Regions from separate parts of the Homo sapiens genome. Here region 1 is linked to region 2. A link is a contact called in ENCODE Hi-C or POLR2A ChIA-PET data. All regions are on one chromosome and are shown on one strand. Each heading gives the region's core, a stretch centred on a gene start or an enhancer-like site at or near the end of the contact. The rest is flanking DNA. Distances are from core to core; before and after follow the strand shown. Region 1 overlaps TPTEP2-CSNK1E (TPTEP2-CSNK1E readthrough). Region 2 overlaps FAM227A (family with sequence similarity 227 member A).

Region 1 (3,453 bases), core at 402-2,901, 310 kb after region 2:
AGATTCTCCTACCTCAGCCTCCTGAGAGCTGGGATTACAGGCGCTCCCACGGGAGCACCTTGGCTAATTTTTGTATTTTTAGTAGAGATGGGGTTTCATCATGGTGGTCAGGCTGGTCTGGAACTCCTTGCCTGGTGATCCGCCTGCCTCAGCCTCCCAAAATGCTGGCACCTGGCCTTCTCCATATACTTTAAATCATCTCTAGATCACTTATAATACCTAATACAATGTAAATGCTATGTAAATAGTTATTGTACTGTATTTTTAATTTTTATATTATTTACCTATTTATTTTTGAGACATGGTCTTGCTCTGTCACCCAGGCTGGAGTGTGGTGGTGTGATCATAGCTCACCGCAACCTTGACTTACTAGGTTCAAGCAGTCCTCCTGCCTCAGCCTCCCAGGTAGCTGGGACCACAGGCACGTGCTACCACGCCTGGCTAATATTTGTATTTTTTGTAGAGATAGGGTCTCACTATGTTGCTTAGGCTGGTCTCGAACCGCTGGACTCAAGTAATCCTCCTCAGCCTCCCAAAGTGGTAGTACTACAGTTGTGCATCACTGCACCCAACCTATTTCTTATTGTTGTGTTGTTATTTTTTATTTTCTCCCCCCACGTATTTTTGATCCATGGTTGAATCGGCAGATGCGGAACCCACAGCAGATGCTGATACGAAGGTATCAGCTGATAAGAAGATGCTGTGTTCTAATTTTTAATTTTTTTTTTTTTTTTTTTGAGATGGAGTCTTGCTCTGTCGCCAGGCTGGAGTGCAGTGGCACAATCTCGGCTCACTGCAACCTCTGCCTCCTGGGTTCAAGCAATTCTCCTGCCTCAGCCTGCCGAGTAGCTGGGATTACAGGCGTGCGCCACTACGCCCAGCTAATTTTTGTACTTTTAATGGAGATGGGGTTTCACCATGTTGGCCAGGATGGTCTTGATCTCTTGACCTTGTGATCCGCCTGCCTCGGCCTCTCAAAGTGCTGGGATTACAGGCGTGAGCCACCGCGCCCGGCCTGTGTTCTAAAATTGATTGTGGTAATGGCTGCGCAAGCTTGTGAATATACTAAAAACGGTGAGTCGCACACTTTGAGTGACTCAATTGGAGAGTTATCTGAATTACATCTCAATAAAGGTGTTGAAAGAAATTGCAACTTATAACACAGTATCCAGTGAAGCGTCCCCCACCCCTTCCTCCCTGACCCACTTAGCCCTGTACAGTCATGTTTCTGTTCAGTGTTTCTTTATGTAGCTAGAGCCAAACACAGATACTTAGTTCCCCACCTTTTTAAAGAAAACTGAAATGAGAGTGTGGAATATACACTGTTCTGTGCTTTGCTTTTTCACTTCCTGTATCTTGGAGATCTTTCCACTTGTGTGCAGAGAGAGCTTCCTGGTTCTTTTTCCATTGTATTCTGTTTTATGGATGGGCTATTCTTTATTTAATCAGCCCCCTCAGGAGGGACATTTGGGTTGTTTCCAAGCTTCTGCTGTTCCAAACAGCCTGCAGCCGACAGCCTTGTCCCCGCCTTGTTTTGCACCGTGCTAGGATGTCAGGTAAACTCCCAGAAGCGGGGTTGCTGGTCAGGGCTGAGTAGCGTCAAATCCCCCTCCAGTGGCGACTCAGCAGTTGACGCCTCCACCACCTGGGAGGAGTGCTCAGCGCCCCCACAGTCTTGCCGACAGACAGGTGTGTTATCTCGTAAGACTTTTGACAATCCTAGGTGAAACATGGTCTTTCACGATCATATTAATTTGCATTTCTCTTACAAGGAGGTTGGGCATCTTTCCCTATGAGTAAGGCTTTTCTATTAATGATTTCTTTCTCTGTGAAGTGTGTGTTTCAAATCCTTTGGCCTATTTTCTGCTGAGTCTTTTTCTGACTGATTTGTAGGAGCTCATTACATATTAGCTCTTTGCCTGTGATAAGAATTGCAAGTGAGTATGTCTCTTAGGACTTTATTTCCGGTGTTTTTGCCATGCAGAAGGGATTCTTTTTTTTTTGGAGAGGAAGGAGCTTTTTTTTTTTTTTTTTAAATGGCTTTAGGATTTTGAATCAGGGATAAAAATAAAAGCTTTGCCTAACCCCAAGGCTATAAGGCAATTCTCCCTTCTTCTAACATTTCATTGTTATTTCTTATTAAACGTTGAGTGGATGCAAAGAATACGTATAGAATACCTGCATGGCCTAAGGTGTCCCTCCCTGGGAACCACCGTCTGACATTTAATCTTTTTCCTTTCTTTCGTGTTTAAATCTGTATTGTCCAGTCTTGTTGCCTGTTTTGATATGGAAACAAGTAGAACTGTGCTTGCACTCTTCTTTTTTTTTTTTTTTTTTTTTTTTTTGAGCTGGAGTTTCACTCCGTCACCCAGGCTAGCGTGCAATGGCACAATCTCGGCTCACTGCAACCTCCGCCTCCTGGGTTCAAGTGATTCTCCTGCCTCAGCCTCCCAAGTAGCTGGGATTACAGATGCCTGCCACTGCGCCCGGCTAATTTTTGTATTTTTGGTACAGACAGGGTTTCACCACCTTGGCTGGGCTGGTCTCGGACTCCTGACCTTGTGATCCACCCGCCTCAGCCTCCCAAAGTATTGGGATTACGGGCGTGAGCCACTGTGCCTGGCCTCGGGTAGAATGTTTTCAAGGTGCACTCGTGTCGTAGCGTGTATCGGTACTTTATTCCTCTTTATTGCTGAATAATATTCCGCCGCATGGAGGCACTGCATTCCATTCATCCTTGCATCTGTGACAGATGTTTGTTGTTTCCACCCTCTGGCTGCTGTGAGGAGTGCACCCCTGGGACCAGGGTCATTGTGTGAAGCAGGCATCCTTTCCTCTTCACTGCCGCCTGGGATTCCCTGGTGACTGCGCCACTGTTCCTGTTCTTCTGCTGCTGAGCACTTGGGCTGTTTGCTCCTGTGTCCATCCTTGTCCTGTCCCCCTGGTGCACACGTGTTTCTGAAGGATGTACACTCAGGAGTGGGGTTGCTTGGGCGAGCGTTTGTTTATGTTCAGCTTCACCCAAGAGGTGCACAGGGGCTGTGCCAACTCACACCCACACCTTTATTTCTTATATACAAACTTTTCCTCTACTTGAGATTTCTCCTGGTTGTGGTGTGAGCCATGGTGTCTTTTCTCAGGTGGCCAGCCGGTTGTTCAGGGACATTATTAATGAACAGTCTCATCTTTTCCTCTGATGTGAGGTCCTGCCTTTCTCCTGTCTTGAACTCCTCCTGAGGCTGTGTCCCTGGGGGTTGTTCTGGCCTGTTTGTGTCCTGTTGCGACACTGTCCTACTCCTCCTGCTGGGCTCGCTGCTGGCCCCAGGAAGGAGACACCCTGTCGCCCAGCCTAGCCCCAGCCCTTCATCTCATCCACCCATACAGCCAGGGAAACTGAGGCAAGGTACACTTTGGGCTTGGTCTTTCTTGTGACTTCTTGAGTTGGGCAGTGGG
Region 2 (3,080 bases), core at 116-2,615:
TGCTCTTGCCAACAGCGCGGGGACCCCACTGGCTTGGACTGAGTCACTCCTCTAACCTGTTTGGTGTGGTTGGCCACTCCCATCTTCTTGAGACGCTTTGTTCTCTTGGCTTCTTTGTTGCCAAACTTTTGACAGTGTTTTCCTTCCTCACTGGCTGACCCCTCTCCATCTTCTCTGCCAGCTCCCTGTCCTGTCAGTCTACTCTTTCCCAAGCCCCCTTCCTTACTGTATCTACATATTCTCCCTGGGTGGCCTCATTTGGTCTGGTAGCTTCAAATACCGCCCATACGCCAGTGACCCACCTTCGCCCTGGCCTCTCCCGGAACTCGTACTTGTCTATCCACCAGCCTTCTCAGCCACACCAGGAGGATTTGAGGAACCTCAATCCAGGTGAGGAAAGCACCTGACTCCTAACCCTCAGTGTCCTCTCTTGCCTGGCTGACTGCAGCAGCTGCCACCTGGGCTCCTTTCTTTTACTTGTAGCACCAACCCAGCCTCCACATAGTGACCAGAGTAACCTTTTACAGATATACATCAGATGGGGTTATTCCCTGCTTAAAACCTCCAATAACTTCTTCATTGCATTTGGAATAAAATCCAGTCTCGCTCACCTGACTTGCAGTGCCGTACAGAATCAGGCCCCCCCACTGCAGGTGCCTGGCACCCATGCCCTCCCACAGCACCAGGCACTGGACTTCCTTCTGCCTCTTGGACGTGCCAGGTCTATGCCTGGTTGGGCCTTTGCACTCGCTGTCCTCTTTGCCTGGAATCTGCTTTCCTCAGGGATCCAGAGGGGAAATCTGGTTCCTCCTTGTCCCTCAGATGCCAGGTTCACTGTCATTGCCCTAGAGAAGCTGTCCCTGACTGCCAGCCTCTGTCTTCCCATAACCTATCTCAATCTCTGTACAGTACTTATCTTCCTGTTGGGTTGATGTGTTGTTTAGAGTTTGTCTCCCTCTCTTAGAAGGTAAACTCTGTCCGGGCGCGATGGCTCAAGCCTGTAATCTTCAGCACTTTGGGAGGCCCAGGCAGGCGAATCACTTGAGGTCAGGAGTTCAAGACCAGTCTGGCCAACATGGTGAAACCCCATCTCTACTAAAAATACATAAATTAGTTGGGCGTGGCAGTGCGTGCCTATAATCCCAGCTACGGGGAGGCTGAGGCAGGATAATTGCTTGAACCAGGGGGCGGAGGTTGCAGTGAACCAAGATCGTGCCACTGCACTCCAGCCTGGGTAACATTTATTGCTGTTCTATCTCTTTTACCTCCTAGAACAGACCTAACACAAAGAAGACACTTAACAAATATTTCTGGACTTCGTGAATGAGGTCATCTATGTAAACTCTTGGCCCTGTGCTTAGCATATGACTGTGCTCTGTAAACGTCAGTTCCCAAAAAGTGCAGATGACATAGGTGCTGCAGAGGGACAGCCATCACCCAGAGACCAAGACCAAAATATTATTCAGTGTTTGGGTACTGCCTGTCACAATGGCTTGAAACAAGCGTGTGTTCTTTGTACTGAAATACATAAACTCTTCTGACAGTTATTTCAGGAACCTAGTTAAGAGATTCCATTTACTGCCCCCAAAATAGAAATAATCAAAAACTCTGGAACCTTGAGCACAGCTGAAGTTTTAATGGGCAAACCAGGATAGAGGGAGTAATTGGGTTTTGTGGTGGGGATAGAGCCTCTCTCATCAAGAGCAGACACGTTTTCCCATCTGCTCAATGAAAGAGCTGGCTGTGTTCAAAATATGCATTTCAATGGCAGTAGTCTGTCTGAGAGTCCACAATTCAGGGGAATGAGTTGCAATTACTTTCCATCTCTGGTCTCCTGTCTGCCCTTCTCTTGTTTAAGTGTTAGGGATTTGCACAGTGGAAATGCAAAAGTATCTAACCACAGAGCTGGCTTCTGCTATGAGACCCAGCTATAAATTAGGACACCCACCTATTAGAGACTGAGTCATTTGTTCATTTAATAAATATTTTTAAAGATAAAAAGTTTTAGGAAATGGAATCTGAGGGAGAAAATGATAGGGAGAGAGAAAACCAGGGAGATGAAAAGAGCAGCAGGCAGGATATTCTCTCCTGCGTCTCTTTGCACAGTAGCTCAACTCTGTGTCCCCCTTTCCCAGCTCCCCAGGTCCTAAACCTGGAGAAGTAGTATATAGTTGAGAGACCAGACTATCAAATTAGGCATGGACTAGAATCCTAGCTCTTAACCTGGCCAACATGGTGAAACCCTGTCTCTACTACAAACACAAAAATTAGATGGGCGTGGTGCCATGCACCTGTGGTCCCAGCTACTTGGGGGACTGAGGCATCTCTTGAACCCAGGAGGCAGAGGTTGCAGTGAGCTGAGATCGCACCCCTGCACTCCAGCCTGGGCAGTAGAGCGAGACCCTGTCTCAAAAAAAAGAATTCTAGCTCTCAGATGAGTCATTTCATCTCACTGAACCTCAGTTTTCTTATCAGTAAAATAGGTACCTAGAGAAATCAGTCACAATGTGGGCGTTAAATATGATCTTACATGCAAGCACTCAGCAAACAGCATAGCACAGAGTAAGAACTCAATAAACATTAGCTCTTAATCATATTATACAAGGGTGGTACCTAGAGAAACACAGCTGGAGATTAGGAAAAATGATGTCTTTGAGCCAGGAAGGCATACATTTCAGGGACTCCCAACATCCGTGAAACCCAGTTGTACACACCTTCCCCGTTATATATGTCAGGTGCAAACACATAGTATTAGGATCCTGAGCTTTGTCTCTGGGAAGATGATGAGATAGCTAGAAACTGCATTGTCAGGGTCCAAGGACATCCCTGGGCTGGGACCTTGGACCTAGATCCTTGCAGGGGGGAAAACAAACAAATTATATATATCATATATATTATAAATATATATTATATAATATATGTTATATATTATATATGATATATATTATATAATATATGTTATATATTATATATGATATATATTATATGTTATATATTATATATGATATATATTATATATGATATATAATATATGTTATAATATATGTTATATATTATATATTATATATATAATATATATA

Evidence for each region. A loop is a pair of places that touch in the nucleus more often than their neighbours do. ChIA-PET counts read pairs that join two places held with the same protein, here RNA polymerase II (POLR2A). Pooled maps may share reads with other maps.
Region 1: a loop to region 2 is called in a pooled map, with 3 times the contacts of the local background. The contact joins two enhancer-like sites. A Hi-C loop is called at or near these places in 2 of 50 pooled maps. POLR2A ChIA-PET finds 5 or more read pairs at or near these places in 3 of 52 experiments (Caco-2, Panc1 and T-cell).

What each region holds. Positions count from the first base shown.
Region 1 is chr22:38,304,014-38,307,466 of GRCh38, reverse strand. The region is part of intron 6 of TPTEP2-CSNK1E (TPTEP2-CSNK1E readthrough); the gene reads left to right. All of the region lies in intron 2 of CSNK1E (casein kinase 1 epsilon), which reads left to right. Among named protein-coding and RNA genes, the nearest start is that of CSNK1E, 12 kb to the left of the region's middle. RefSeq lists enhancers at 1,335-1,584, 1,685-1,734. Within about 2 kb of position 1,651, at least 18 of the 41 ENCODE cell types and tissues checked have a DNase peak (open chromatin) inside an H3K27ac peak, as active enhancers do.
Region 2 is chr22:38,613,220-38,616,299 of GRCh38, reverse strand. The region is part of intron 11 of FAM227A (family with sequence similarity 227 member A); the gene reads left to right. Among named protein-coding and RNA genes, the nearest start is that of FAM227A, 42 kb to the left of the region's middle. Within about 2 kb of position 1,365, at least 2 of the 41 ENCODE cell types and tissues checked have a DNase peak (open chromatin) inside an H3K27ac peak, as active enhancers do.